Linked DNA regions of Homo sapiens: region 2 is linked to region 1. A link is a loop called in an ENCODE intact Hi-C map of the cell type or tissue named here. Cell type or tissue: heart left ventricle. All regions are shown on one strand. Each heading gives the region's core, and the rest is flanking DNA. Links, peaks and the distances in the headings are about the cores only.

Region 1 (8,121 bases), core at 995-5,994:
TTAAATGAGGGACTAAGGGGAGTGTACTTAGGTCTTTCTCAAAGACCAAAGTACCAGAGAGAACTCATCAAAGGTGAAGGACGATGGGTAAAAGGCTGAAAGACAGCTGAAAGTAACAATAAAAACCTAGCAAGCCAAGAAATAACAGGAGTAGTTAACTGTCCTGCACACAGTTCATACCCTGGGATTCCCCATCACAATAGTAAAATCAGCTATAAACTTGAAATGTTAAAACAAATCGGTAGATTGAGTTGCAGAGGACACAGTGGAGAAGGAACATTGGAAACTCCTCCAAGGAAGGAATAGGAAAGTTCCTTGCATATGCTTTTTGGAGAAACCTCGAGAGCTAGGAGGCAGCAAAGGGAATCATGTCAGCAACAGCTAAAAAACCAACCTAGAAGCATCCTTCCTGGACTCTACCCCAGGCTAAGCCTGTCACATAAAAAAATTCAGAAGTCAGAAATTCCAGTTGGCTTAGGGCAAGAATTTTTCCTGAGGGTTCTTGAACTGGCTCTGCTATAAAGAATAGAAGATAATATGTTTTTAAATTTTTTATGTTAAATTAAATTTCTTTTTTTAAATTATACTTTAAGTTCTGGGATACATGTGCAGAACGTACAGTTTTGTTACATAGGTATACACGTGCCATGGTGGTTTGCTGCACCCAACAACACGTCATCTACATTAGGTATTTCTCCTAATGCTATCCCTCCCCTCGCTCCCCACCCCACGACAGGCCCTGGTGTGTGATGTTCCCCTCCCCTTTCATAATGAAAACCGACATCTTGGGATTAAACCAAAAGAAATAAATATAACTCAATGCTTTTCCCTAATTTCATGTCAATTCCAGGCTCCAGAGAGGACATTAATGTTTTCTCATTTCAAATAATGCTTAGTTCTTTGGTGGGAGAGCTTCGTGACCTCAGATTTGCTCCAATGCTTTCTCTTAATGTTGTGATGAAAATATCCACTTGACTCAAGTGACATTTTCCTATTTGCCATCAAGTCCAAGTGTAGCCCCTTGAGAGAAAAAGCAACTTGGGGCTATTTTTTTTCTCAAAAATTTTGTAACGGCTACCAATTACAATTTAATTAATTTAATTACAGTTTAATAGAAATATTAAAACTCTGTCCACATTGGGGAAAGTGAATTCTAATTACACCGTGGAGGGATGTAGCACCTACAGCTGCAGATTTGGGTTCTGCCTCTTCCCAGATGTTACTTTGCACACATCCTCAACTTCCAGAAGCCCATTCCCTGCAGATAAACTAAGACAAAAAGACTACCTCCTAGAGGTATTGTTGTGGAGGTCAGATTTGGTAATGTTTGCTAAGCATGAAACAGAGCAAGCATGCAAAATGTTGTAGCTATTGCCAATCTTTTAAAGAATGAGCAGGCCACACATGGTGGCTCACGCCTGTAATCCCAGCACTTTGGGAGGCCAAGGTGGGTGGTTCATGAGGTCAGGAGTTCAAGACCAGCCTGGCCAAGATGGTGAAACTCGTCTCTGCTAAAAATACAAAAATTATCCGGGCATGGTGGTGGGTGCCTGTCATCCCAGCTACTTGGGAGGCTGAGGCAGAGAATTGCTTGAACCTGGGAGGGGAGGTTGCAGTGAGTTGAGATCGCACCACTGCATTCCAGCCTAGGTGACAGAGCGAGACTCTGTCTCAAAAAAAAAAAATGAGCAAAAAGTGATTTTCAAGACCATGCTTCATGTTTTCTGAGGGGCTAATTTGTACGGAAAAGCACAAGGCAAGAATTGCGACCTGAAAACATGCAATTTTTCTTCATAGGACTAAAATCACCTTTAAAAGGGGGTTATAGATGCTGAAAACAAAATCACTGAAGTCACCACAACCTGCTCATTTCAACATATAAGAATTATTAAGGACTAAATGCTGCACATCACTATAATATTAAATTCCCGAGGCTGCCATTCTAATGCAAACAAATCTATCAGATGGCAATGTTTGCCAAAAAGCTGAAAGAGCTTTAGAATTCAATTCAGATATTTTTAAAAAGTCAATAAGGTGCCATATTATGTAACTACATCATCAGAGACTGAGACAGTAACCCATAATCAAATAAAGATTTCTGCAACAGATGTCTAAATATTCACATTAAATGTAATAAATAAAGACTAGCCTCACACAAGTTCAACTAAGGTTTTGCCACCAAATCCTGTGTTTGCTGTGAATTTTTAAACTTTGTTTTTAGGTCTTTTGCTTTTTGGAACAGCAAATTAGGGATTCTGGGTGTAAAAGAGTACTTTTTACTTTTAAAATAAAGTCCCTATCCTCAGATATTTTAATTTTGTATCTTTATCTCGCAGAAACAAAATCTCAAAGTGCACAAAGATGTAAACCAATATTTATTCCAACACTGTTTTTTTGTTTGTTTGTTTTTTTGAAACAGTGTCTTGCTCTGTCACCCAGGCTGGAGTGCAGTGGCACAATCATAGTTCACTGTAGCCTTGACTCCTGGGCTCAAGTGATCCTCCCGCCTCAGCCTCCGGAGTAGCTAGTACTACAGATGCATGCCATCATGCCCGGCTAATTTATTTATTTATATTTTTTTGGCAGACTTGGGGTCTCACTATGTTGCCTGGACTGGTCTCAAACTGCTAGCCTTAAGCGATTCTCTCACCTTGGCCTCCCAAAGGTCTGGGATTACAGGTGAGATGAGTTGGAAACAACCTTAAGTGACTGCCAGTAGGAAAACATTAACATAGGATGAGAAATTCACACTATAGAATTCAGTGCACCATTGCAAAGAATGAGGTTACCTAGCAAAGGGTTTCTCAACCTCAGTACTAAATATTAGGGGCTGGATAATGCTTTGTGAGGTGCTGTCCTGTGCCTTGTAGAATATTTAGCAACATCTCTGGCCACTACCCATTAGATGCCAGTAGCATCCCGTCACCCCAGTTGTTGACAACTGAAAATGTCTCCAGACATTGCCAAGTGTCACCTCGGGGGCCAAACTGCCCCCAACTGGGAAACACCAGAGCGAATCACATTCATAGGCAGCCCTGATACACTCATAAGTGCACAAAGCAAAGAACAACACTTGTTACATAATGCCTGTTTTATTTCGATGAGATATATAATTGTTTATGTTATAGAAAAAGTCTGGATAGGTATGCAAAAAACAGTTAATACAATGAGAAAGTGAGGGAACTGTGGGTGGGAGGCTTTCCTCTTGTACTTTATCCACTTATGTGCTGTTTCAGCTTGGTAGATTTTAATTTCAGAAATGCAGTTTCTGAAAATAAACATGATACACAACTTCACAGTAAAGACAAAGGTTTAAACGGGTGGGACGGGAGGAGTCTTGTAAAAGGATGTGTGGTCAGGATAGGAAAAGCCCCCCTCAAGGTGGGTGTCCAGCAGAGCTCATGGGACACCCACGGCTGCCAGCAGCTGCTTCCAGCACCCTGGCCTTCTAGGAGGCTGAAATCATTATCTGACCATCAGACTGGAAGTATTCCAGTCTGCAGAATAACAGTCCTCCAACTGTACACTCCAAAATTCTCCTGAGGTTTTTTATTTTTTTCCTTCATGGCAGAAATTAAAGGAATCCTGCCAGGATTCAGCTGAAAGAGCAAGTGCTGAAAGATTCAGTTCTATTTCCACCTACTGGTAGGAAAAAAGACAACCATGCACAGCTCAGAAAAGGCGGCACAACCTCCAATGCTCCATTCACACTGACCCCTCCAACCCTGGAAGACCTTTGTCCTCTGAACTTGTACTGCAACAAAGCAACATCTCAGAAATCACCTGACAGTAATGTAAGTGTAACTAGATTCAAAACATCTTGAGGTGTCAATCAAATCAACCAGGGTACAGTTTTTATAACATCTGTCTTTACTCTAAGCCAGGAATTCTCTCAAGAAAACAGATAATAACCTCCTACTAAACACTCTTCTCTCTAATAAGGATATCCCGTACCCCTTTTATTTATTTAGCTCTTTTATGAGGCTCTCTAGAGCTACCGCAGAAGCAGCTTAGCATGGAGGTAACACACACACACACACACACACGCACGCACACACACACAAACACACACACAGGGCCAATGGTCAAAAAGACTTGAATTTGGGTCTCAGACTTTTCCATTGACTAGGATTTGGCCTTGAGCACATCACTTAACCTCTCCAAGGTGCCATTTCCTCTCCTGTAAAGTAGGCATCCTAATGGTAACACCTCACAGGGCTGTTGTCAGGATTAAATGAACTCATGTATTCAGCATGGTACTTGATGCATAGGAAATAAGCATTAGCTGTTTTTATTACACAATAATTCCACTGACTTCCACCCATTTTCCATCTGAAAAACTGAGGCAAAGGGTGATACTCAAGAGCAAGGAAACTCTGAACAGCAGAACGCATTCTGAATGTGACCCAGGTCATGCTGCAGGTCTCCCCAAACTCCCTGCCTTTCCCAGTTCACTCAGGAAGAGGATATCATCTGTTGTCATAACAGAAGTGCCAGCATACTTGTCTCATGACATACATATTTCCAGTCAGATGATCCAAATATTCCCTTCATTCAAACAAAGGTAGCCTCAGCTCAAAACAGCTAGACACCGATACCAATGCTTTCACCCAATGTCACTTTTACTGTAAAGAACAGAATGCCAGCAGTTTAGTCAGTAGAAGTCAGCAGTAGAATTCAATCTTTCAATGTGAATGACTCCCTAAATCCACATTTACAAATTTGTCACCTAATTTTACACCAATTATGTGTTCTCAAGTAAACCAACATGGACATTAACATGTTCAAACAAAATTAAAATTCTACTAGCCCAATATTTTTTCAATGTCTTATTGATGTCAATCATTTGGAAAGGATGCATCTGCCACCTACTTCGTATTAGATGGAGGGGAGAAGAAGGTGACAAGGCACGTGCTGCCCTCAAGGAGCTCCCAGTCTAGCTGGGGACATGGGCACATCCCTGACTAACTAGCCATTCTGCTAAAGGTGCAAAAACAAAGCACTACAGAACCGAGAGGAGAGAGAAACTAATTGTGATGGTGAATGTGGGGATTCCAGAAAGATCTCACAGAAAGATAATTCCTGTGTTAGTTCTTGAAAGATAATAATTAGGCCAAGAAGAGAAGGGGAAGAAGGCAGGCAGAGAAAGGAATCCACAAAGACAAGAACAGAACCCCAGGCACTTGAAATCCTACTGACATTGTAGAAAACATTATGTGTAGACCCACATTTACAAGGCATAAATTGTCCAGTTGAGGAGAGGACTATAATTGATTGATATGGCTGTCTCACTTAATATTATACAAGTTATTCTTTAAAAAATCAATACTAAGCCCTGGAAAATGGATCAATGCAAAATTGGGATCTGAGGAAATAAAGCAATTAATATCATTAGTAACTAGACCAATGACACCTTTTAAAAGGAAATATATTTAAGCATTAGTTAAGTGGGTTTTGGTTTATCACTATGAAATCTATGTTCTGGCAAGATAGTATCGTAAAGCATTTGAGTAATTATATTAATGTTGTTCTAAATGGCTGTTTACATTTTGGACTTAATAAAGATACTCATAAAGCAGTTCCATTTAGAGATAAAAATCACCAGATTTACTAAACTCAGGACATGAATAGAAAATGGATTTCACATTGCATGCCAACTCTGATCAACTGGTAGAACTGTTTGGGATGGGCCCTGTGTTATGGCTCACACCTATGGTCCAACCACTTTGGAGGATAGCTTGAGCTCAGGAGTTTGAGACCAGCCTGGGCAACATAGGGAGACCCTGTCTCTACAAAAAATAAAAATGAAAAATAGAAATTAGCCAGGTGTGGTGGTGTACATCTGTGGTCCCAGCTACTCAGGAGGCTGATGTTGGGAGTATCACTTGAGCTCAGGAGTTCGAAGCTGCAGTGATCCATGTTTGAGCCACTGCACTCCAGCCTGGCTACAGAGGGAGACTCTGTCTACAAGAAAAAAAAAAAAAAAAAAAAGAACTGCTTGGTATGATACATTATGAAAAAAATTTTAGGCCCTGTCTGAACTTGAAACTGACCCAGTTTTCCCATAGAAATGATATTTATGGGTCACTGAATAAACATAAAAATTGGCCCTCCATCTTAACACTTGAAACTTGTATTTGTCTTAACTGAGTGCCTTCCTCAGGAACTGACCCTCAGACAAGGGACTGAAACTCAATAGATCACCACAACCAGACAGTGAGATATCAAATCCCTCATTGATCATGATTAATTCCCTAATTCCTGTTTTCCCGCCTTCTGTGCTATATAAACACCCTAATTTTTGTCAGTCCAGGAGCTGGATTTGAAACCTCATCTCCCATCTCCTTGGTTGCAGCACCGATTAAAGCCTTCTTCCCTGGCAATGCTTGCTGACTTGGTGATTGGCATTCTGTGTGGGGAGCAGTAGGACCTAAACCAAACCTCTGGTGTTTTGGTAACAAATTCATGAAAAACAAGTGTCATGATTAGTAGCATCTGCCATGGGTGCAGTGGGCTGGAGGTAGCACATGTGCCCAGTATTGCCATTCCTGACTTAAAACCCTAAAGTGGAAGGGAAGAGGAAATGAACTAAATTGATCGATTGGCTTCTATTTATTGAATCATAAAATGCTGTCTTCTCCATACTGGTTTTAACTGTCTTCTCTCAATTCTGCTTCCGTATCTTCACCCTTCCACCTGGAATATTTCCCTGTCTGACCTCCTTCTACAGACCCCTCTAGGTCTAACTCAAGCCCCACTTTCCATGAAGCCATTCCTGACAATTTCCAGTCCTCACTGAGCACCATATAACTTTAGACATAACATTTAGAAGTTTATAAAGTAAGTTGGTTACTTGGAATTCAAAACATGTTTGCTCATGGAAAAGGTAATATAAATGCTGATTAGTATACTATGCTAGTCTATAAAAATCTAAGTAATGACATGGGGAAAAACAATGTATGTGCCAGAATGTTCATTTAAAAAGAAACGATCATGAACTGCCTGGGGTTGGTGGGTGGGGTGGTGGGGGGAGCAGTTACACTCCTAGAAAATGCTGGAAGTTTGGGGTGGGAAACTGGATATGGAAGGATGAAGACAGGAGCCAGGATAACTGGTGTGCCCTGGGGTAGGAAGTGGGGGGCAGAGAGGGAAAGAAAACACCCTGTGCTCCCTGACAAAAGAGGCTCTGCAGCTGGAAATGCTAGAGGAGGGGCCCAAGCTGCTACTGAGAGGGAAGGTGTACACCCTCTCCCCCATCAGCACCATGGGCTCTTCAGCGATCTCCACATTGCTCACCAGTGCATCTGTGTGGGTGAGTAGACACTTCTGGTGAGAGCTCAAAGAGGAAGGCCACCTGGTGACATTGGGTCAGACTCATCTAACCCTCTTCATTACATAAGAAATGAAGACAGAAAACTCTTATTGAAATTCTAGGGATGAAACATAACAAAAAATAAGTAAGTATCACTATTGATGCTTGAAAATAAACTGGTCTATTTGTAGGAGAATAAAGAAATAAATGACAATTTGAAAGAGACATTCTGAAGAGTTCCTATGCTTTCGTCTGTATAGGTCACAAAGTCAAATATCTATAGGAGCCAAGCAAATAAAAGAAATGGGTAGCCTGTAATCCCAGCACTTTGGGAGGCCAAGGCAGGCAGATCACAAGGTCAGGAGATTGAGACCATCCTGGCTAACATGGTGAAATCCCGTCTCTATTAAAAATACAAAAAACTTAGCCAGGCATGGTGGCGGGTGCCTGTAGTCCCAGTTGCTCAGGAGGCTGATGCAGGAGAATGGCGTGAACCTGGGAGGCAGAGCTTGCAGTGAGCTGAGATCGCCCCACTGCACTCCGGCCTGGGTGACAGAGCGAGACTCCATCTAAAAAAACAAAAAAAACAAAAAAGAAAGAAAGAAAGAAAGAAATGGGTAATTCAGGCAAAGTGGTGGAAATAGGAAAGGTAAAGAGTAGAGACTATGGGCCCTGTCCAAGAACATTCAAATTCAAATGCAAACAATAACAACAGACAAACATTAAAGGAGTATCATTTCAGCCTCAGTAACTTCTCTCATGCACATTTTATAGATGAGGAAAATCAGAAAGAGTTTTAGCCATTTGCC
Region 2 (8,121 bases), core at 1,931-6,930, 240 kb before region 1:
ACACTATTTCAGAAGAGCGCTTTCCTCTTCTCTCTAGAGCTTTGGAGAGAGTAGGGCTGAGGAGCTCCCCTCTAGGACTGCTTAACCGCAAGCTCGGCCACATGTTTTTTCACACAGTGAAAACAAAGCCAAACAATTTTCTCCTAACTCCATTCCTTGACTCAGGAACTTTCTCCTAAATTTCACCAGCTTCCAGATCTGGCTACAGTGTAATTATGGGTATCAGATAACTTAAGAACAGAGCAAAATAACTTTAAACTTTACCTGCACCTGCTCCTTTAGCTTAAGGATGAATTTTCCTGCACCTTTCCACTTGCTTTGGGCTTGAAACACACACTCCTGATCCAGAAGGACCCGCTGAGAGGACTTTGGTGTGGTAGTCTTCTTGTTGGTAGTGTCTTTCACCACCTCTTCCAAAAGCACATAGTCGCTTGGATTGGGGTTGCTCAGGATGCTGTAGGAATATTTGGCTTTGCATAAGGTCTGAAAGGTAAGTTATGATCAACTGAATAAAGACACAGAATCTCCAACATTTGCATTCATTCTATATGAAACTTTAAGGTGGAAAAATGGCCCAGACTAGAGATGAAGGGGATCTTCCAGATCATTTCATCCAACTCATTTTGCAGTTGTATAGTTGTAGCTTGTAATGTAATTTCCCACGTTACCTCATTTAGCTTTGCAACAGTCTATGAATTAGGTGTTATTATCCTGAATTTCAGACGAGGAAGCTTATACTTAAGACAGGTTAAGTAGATTCCAGGATATATACAGCTATAATAGTAACAATAAAGGTCTGAACCAGATTTTCTGCATGTACCAGCGCTCACAGACATGAAAGTCAGCCAGTGAGGAATAGAATCTTGCTCTTCAGGAGCGTCTCTGTCCCACTGGGCTATCTCTATCACAGAGTCTTGGATGTTGAAAGAATTTTAGAAGTCAACTGATCTCTCTTTTCATTTAATATAAGAATGTCTTTCATTGATGCATTTGTTAATTCATTAAATGTTTAGTGAGGGCCAATTATGTCCCAGATACTGTGCTGTACTTTTAGGGGAGACAAAGATAAGTTAAAGAAATGTAAGTCTGGGCCCTTTGGAATTCAAAGTCAGTTGAATAAGATGGCTAATATTAACTAAGTTATCATACAGTAAGAACAGCAAGTAACCCTTAAGTAATGTTTACCATTTGCTAGGCATTGTATTAAACATCTTACATATACTTAACCTTCAAGGAAAGTACTATCATACTATCTCCATATTGTCTATGTGGTGGTCTATGTGGTGACTTACCATGTAGTGTTTTGCTGGAGCCAACGGGAATAGTCTGGTGAAATCAGATATGGTAGGGGCATTTACACAAAAGAAATAAATAAGGGCTTTTATCTTTCTTTTACAAAGAGCTGGTTTACCAGCACACTACTATAACTAAGGCACAGATCTGAGCTTTTACTCCAGGTCTCAGAAGTAGAGCTGGGATTTGAATCTAACACAGCTTGATCTAGGGTCTGTGCTCTTAATTGTTGTGTTGTATGTCTTCTCAAATAGGTGTTTGATGAATGGCCTACCCTAACAAGGCTATGAAGGAAGCAAACTTCTCTGAAACCATGTAAACTCTCAGAGAAGCGTGATTTAGAGGAGGGGAGAGGATCAGAGTAGGCCTCCTACTTGTCCTCTGTAGGATCCTTGAGAGATGGTCAGTACCTACTGGCTTAGGTATTTCTGGGACCATGACATTGTCACTGCAGAGTCACTTCCTAAATCCATTATTATCAATGCTTTATAGAGATCCAAACTCACTGTAGATACTAAGTGTCTGTTGAAGGAATGAATTAATATTTCCAAGATTTTAAACTTTTAAAATTTGTTTTTGTTTGAGACAGGGTCTGGCTGTGTTGCCCAGGCTGGAGTAAAGTGGCACGATTTTGGCTCATTGCAAACCTCTGCCTCCCAGGCTCAAGCGATCCTCCTATCTCAGCCTCCTGAGTAGCAGGGACTACAGGTGCATGCTACCATGCCTGGCTAATTTTTGTACTTTTTTTTTTTTTAGACGAAGTTTCACTCTTGTTGCCCAGGCTGACGCGCAATGGCATGATCTCGGCTCACTGCAACCTCTGCCTCCCGGGTTCAAGCGATTCTCCTGCCTCAGCCTCCCAAGTAGCTGGGATTACAGGTGCCTGCCACCACGCCCAGCTAATTTTTGTATTTTTAGTAGAGATGGGGTTTCACCATGTTGGCCAGGCTGGTCTCGAACTCCTGACCTCAGGCAATCCACCCGCCTTGGCCCCACAAAGTGTTGGGATTACAGGCGTGAACCCCCGTGCCCAGCAATTTTTGTACTTTTTGTAAAGACAGGGTTTTGCCATGTCAGCCATGCTGGTCTCAAACTCATGAGCTCAAGTGATCTGCCCCCCTCAGCCTCCCAAACTGCTGGGATTACAGGTGTGAGCCACTGGGTTGGTTGTTTTTTTTTTCAATTAGAGACAGGGCCTCACTCTGTCATCCAGGCTGCAGTGCAGTGGCCAGTCATAGCTCACTGCAGCCTCCAACTCCTGTGCTCAAGTAATCCTCCTGCCTCAGCTTCCTAAAACTGGGATTACAGGCATGAGCCACCATGTGAGGCAATTTCCCAGCCTTAAGAGGCACACACTCCCCTTTGAGGTCCCTGTTGTTGAGGAACTTCACTCATAAAATGAGCCATCAGTGCACAGACATTTGTTCCAATAATTTATGCTGAGGAAAGGACTCAGGTGAGGAAGGGAGAGGCTTTTACCTGCTGAATGACATCCTGTGCAGTGCTGACGCGGGGTGCTTTGATGACTGTTCGAGGTTGCTCTGGAGAAACATCATGCACTTGGACAAAGAAACTCTCCTCCTCTGAGCTCAAGATCACCTCTTTGTCATCTTGAACAATGTTTTTCTCTTCTAGGTTCTATGTTTAAAAAGAAAAAATGTGAGTAAATAATAGGTTTATGCAGAATAAAGAAAGACAAATCTAGCAAAAATCTGAGCTTGTATCTTGGTGATGTAGAAACTTCTTAGCTTAATATCTCATATACTATGTTATTATTTCATAAACTGTTCTAAAAGGATATACCTATCTCCTGAGAGGAGGAAACTACTGTGCTTCTGATGATGTTGATAGATCCATAACAAGCCAATTTATCTGCTCCTATTAGCTGTGGGTTTTTTTTTTTTTTTTTCTGAGATGGAGTCTTGCTCTGTTGCCCAGGCTGGAGTGCAGTGGCATGATCTTGGCTCACTGCAGCCTCCACCTCCTGGGTTCAAGCAATTCTCCTGCCTCAGCCTCCTGACTAGCTGGGATTACAGATGTGTGCCACCATGCCTAATTTTTGTATTTTTAATAGAGACAGGGTTTCGCCATGCTGGCCAGGCTGGTCTTGAACTCCTGACCTTGTGATCCACCTGCATCGGCCTCCCAAAGTACCAGGGTTACAGGTGTGAGCCACTGTGCCCCGCCTAGCTGTGGATTTTGAGAGTCCAAGTTGACTGTAGGTAAATTTGTAGAAAGACAATATACCATTTTGCCAATTAGCAAAAGCCAAATAAGAACACAGTAAATTGTATTTAAAAGAAAGCTCACCCATTTCCACAGACGTTGAGCATTTAAGAAATGCTAGACATCTGAAATATAAACCATGAAATTGACAGGTTGGGTGAACAAAACTGCAGTGACAAGGCTGAATGAATGGCTGGAGGTAAGCCACATTGAAACAAATTTTGACAAAATTCACAGTAAAATTATGAGAATTAGATTAATTGGCTTTTTGGTGGATTATGTATCTACAGATATATGTATCTTATTAAAAATTTTCAAACAGTACAGAAGCGTATCAATAAGAAAAACCAAACTTTTCCCATTCTCATCTTTTTTCCTTCTCCCACCTTATTCGCCACAAAATACCCCACTGTCATTGGATAATACATCCTTTTAAACATTTGCTGTGGATGTTCAAATGTATTTTTGTGTATGTGACTATGTAAAGCAACACCCTTGAATTAGGTGAATTTAGATATAATGTGATTGTCAAGCAGCTGCTGCTGTTCTTTGTCCACCACATTTTCAAATGAGGATAGCTTCCCTTTTGCAAGAGGGAGACTTAGTAAAAGGGCAGGGAGAGGTAAAGTAAGTAAACAGTAGACAACCTCATCTCAGCAAGTGAGGTCTTGGCAGGAAAACTCCCTTATCCCCAGAATTCTAGCCTCATCTCTCCAGACCAGGCTACTGAAATGGGTGCTAACTAACTAACCAGAAGAATCCATGAGTTGCTGTCGCTATCTTGGAAGTTCCAACTAGAATTGTACCCATTGATTAAAGTCAGAATAGATAACTGCCACCAGGTGGCGCCAAAACTGCAACCAGGGCCAGAAAGGACTGGCTTCTGAAGCTTGCCCCAATCATTTAATTAACTTTGCAATCATGGCCTTATAATTACATGATTTTTTGTTAAATAAATAAAGATATATAATCTATTTTAACTTTTTTCAATGAGTGAAAAAATCCATTTGATTTTTTTCCCATGAATGAATACTCCATTATATAATGGAAGGGGGGGAAGAGATGAGCTATTGTCTCTTTTTACATAAAATGAGATTGTATCCTATGTATACTGTTTTACAACTTGCTTAATAATATGTCATTGCACTGATCATCATATATTTAACCAGTCAGAGAGTAAGATTGAGAGGTAATTCACATGACATAATTTATAATCTTTGTCCCCCAAACCAGGAGGCAAGAAATCAGAAAACCAGAGTTGGCACATAAAATGTCCCAACAACGATGCATTAAGCTTTATTTTTAAGAGAGCACCCTTAGGAGGCTGAGGCAGGAGAGTGGTGTGAACCCGGGAGGCGGAATTTGCAGTGAGCTGAGATCGCGCCACTGCACTCCAGCCTGGGCAATAGAGCCAGACTCCATCTCAAAAAAAAAAAAAAAAAAAAAAAGAGCACCTTTGAGCCTCCCTCAGAGCTTATTTTAAGGTATTTCTAGCCACATTAGTTCGAAGCCACAGGTTATGAACAAAATAACAATAGCCCTCACTTATATCCCTTTTTACTAAGCATTGTTGTACACCTTGTCTGTGTACATGTTTGACATGAGTCTCATGATCATTTCTTTGAGTCAAGTAGGGTAGTTTGTATATAGATTTTACAAATTAGGGCAGTGAGGTTTACAGAAGTTAGGTGGTCTGTTCATTGTGACAATCCTGGTTTACCCAATTTCAAATCCAGTAACAGAAGAGGACACATTGACCACAGGAAGATGTGGTATCTGACAGCTTGAAAGCCCAGGAGACAAGAAAATTATAAAAGGCAGGAGAGATCAGAGGTCACAGAGAGCAACTGAAGAATTTTCATATATGGGCAAACTGCTTATATGTCTTATTAGTTCCATGGGATAAAATAAATGGAAATACTTATAGCCCAAATCTGTCTCCTCTAGTAGTGCCCTCTTACATTCAGTAATTACTGAATTCATTTATTCAATCAGCAATTATTATTTGGGTATCACTATGCACCAGGTAAACCTAGATACACTAAATTTAGTTATCTTTTGAGATATATTTCAGTCATTTCAAAAATTTCCTAACAAAGGCATATAAAGGACAACTTGCCATATTTTACTTATCAGAAAAATCTTGTTAGCCTTCCCTTCTGATTTATGCCCCTTTTTCTTCAAAATGCCTTCCTTTACCAGCCTTTTGGAAGCATATTCCTGAGGTCCCTACTGCCTGTTGTCATATACTTTTTTTTGTTTTTAAAGATGAAGTCTTGCTCTGTCACCCAGGCTGGAACACAGTGGTGTAATCTTGGCTCACTGCAACCTCTGCCTCCTGGGTTCAAGTGATTCTCCTGCCTCAGCTTCCTGAGTAGCTGGGACTACAGGTGCCTGCTACCACGCCCTGCTAATTTTTGTATTTTTAGTAGAGATGGAGTTTTGCCATGTTGGCCAGGCTGGTCTCAAACTCCTGAGCCTGCCTTGGCTTCCCAAAGTGCTGGGATTACAGGTGTGAGCCACCGTGCCCAGCTTGTTGTGGTATACATTTAAATTGCATTTGGGTGTCCCTCACCTCCCCAGCTCCTCTGAGCATAAAATGAAGCTTCCTGTGACACTCAGCAGCCAGCCTGTCTTCCCTCTAGCCTACCCACTGCCTCCTGCTCCTCCCAAGGTGCTGAGTGTGGGTGATCCACAAGGATGGACACAATTTCAGCTTGGGTAGCACAGGATGGTGGAAAGAACACTGACCTGGAAGCCATAGACTTGAGTTCTTTCTACTTCTAACCCTGTCATGATTTCACCTCTCTGAATCTATTTCCTTAAGTGTAAAATGGTTTCCATTATATCATTCAACATAGTGTTTGAGGGCTTTCAACGCTGTAAATCATACACAAGTATGAGGTTTACAAATTTACTGATTTTCTGACATCGCTTAGAGGATACATACTTTTTACATGTAGCTAATTAATAAGGCAAGACAATTTAGGAACAGGACAAAAATTTAGACATTAAAGATGGCTTCAAAAGTACAGCTAAGCCCTCTGATATTTTATCATAAAGTGATTATTATTAGGGTTGCCTGGTCTCTGTCTTAGCAATTAGTGTGTCTTAATAGGGAGAGAAGGCTGGGGAGACAATTACATTTTTTTGCTTAAATTAAATGCCCTTTCATTGTCTCAGGCAAGGTCAGGGAAAGAAGGCAGTGGCTCTGGGCTCTAGAGTTGATGCTAGAGCTCTGTAGAGGCTTTAGGTCACATTCACTCACTGTGACTAGAAAGTGAAAACACACAATGGTTAAAATTGGCTATTATCTTCACTGTGCCCTAGCAAGCATGGGCCTGAGGCACCTTCTATCAGGCAAGCACTATTACATGCCCCAAAGGAGCAGATCATGTGCCCAGAACAGGGCTTGGTACATATTAGGTGCTCAATATTTATGTAATCAAATTGTTGAATAGACTCAACTGCTTGACTATCAACATGTCATGACGCATGACTGTCTATGCTAGAGAAATGACCTTATATGTCATTCTTAAGTTAGTAGGGTTTTCTCAGTTAATTCAGGGAAAAAAAAAAGTGCTTCATCAATTAAGTCAAACAGGAGCCAATCAGTTTGGAGTCAACATGGCAGTTGTTGCATCCTTTCCTTCCCAGGAATGATCATGGGAATCTTAGCACACGTAATATAAATTGTTACTAATTCTGACTCAGGCCAAGATATTATTCTTACTTTGTATGAAGTTCTGGAATATTTTCAAAGAAATATTATTATTTTACTTGTAAGCATGGAAGCTTCTATTAGCTAAAACTTCTATTAGCTAAAACTGGAAGTCAGTCATCCCCAGAATAGAAAATACCTGCAGGTTTTGCATTATACAGTAATGTGACCCTCACAACGATGTCTTTTCACACATACAAATAAAATACTGGACCCATAGCTGATGACATGCATAAGGAATCTTTGCTTCCTTTATCTTATAAGGTATGTTTTTATTTATTTTTAAAATGGAATAGTTTATTTGTGTGAGAAAACATATTTCCTTGTCTTTTTTTTTGAGACAGAGTCTTGTTCTGTTGCCCAGGCCAGAGCACAATGGCACGATCTCAGCTCTCTGCAACCTCTGCCTCCTGGGTTCAAGTAATTCTCCTGACTCAGCCTCCCTCATGAGTAGCTGGGATTACAGGTGCCTGCCACCACGCCTGGCTAATTTTTGTATTTTTAGTAGAGATGGGGTTTCGCCATGTTGGCCAGGCTGGTCTTGAACTCCTGACCTCAAGTGATCCACCCACCTCGGCCTCCCAAAATGCTGAGATTACAGGCGTGAGCCACCACGCCCGGTCTAAGGGATGTTTTTTAGATTGAATTTCTGTACCTTAGAGATAATATTCTGATTATGTGCAGAAGAATAAAACTGTTCATCCACATTTACTTAAGAAGAATATAAACCAAGTTGCAATTACAAGAAATTCTGAATTTCAGGGAGGTTGTGAGTGGTAAATGGCTAATCACATAATGAGTCGTTACTGTGTAGGCTGCACCCAGACACACTTACTTCCTGCTGGGTTTTTAAGACAATCCTGCCCATGTATCCCTCTTCT

The links. Hi-C counts contacts between places; a loop is a spot of excess contacts. Peaks named below come from ENCODE experiments on the same cell type or tissue, not always from the same donor. Only the 100,000 strongest peaks of a DNase experiment are listed, where the experiment ranks them.
Region 2: a loop joins it to region 1, with 4 times the contacts of the local background. A loop is called at or near these places in 53 of 110 quality-filtered maps.

Annotation. Positions count from the first base shown.
Region 1 is chr10:94,072,058-94,080,178 of GRCh38, reverse strand. The region is part of intron 2 of PLCE1 (phospholipase C epsilon 1); the gene reads right to left. Among named protein-coding and RNA genes, the nearest start is that of PLCE1-AS2, 33 kb to the left of the region's middle. In heart left ventricle, for the core only: a CTCF peak has its summit at 3,622 (motif pointing left); no DNase peak of the experiment used is centred there; H3K27ac peaks cover 1,731 bases.
Region 2 is chr10:94,316,711-94,324,831 of GRCh38, reverse strand. PLCE1 (phospholipase C epsilon 1) reads right to left here. Exons shown (of 33, transcript NM_016341.4): 29 at 8,076-8,121; 30 at 2,773-2,931; 31 at 265-483. It also overlaps a transcript of NOC3L not described here. Among named protein-coding and RNA genes, the nearest start is that of PLCE1-AS1, 34 kb to the right of the region's middle. In heart left ventricle, for the core only: CTCF peaks have their summits at 4,165 and 4,366 (motif pointing right); a DNase peak (open chromatin) is centred at 4,371.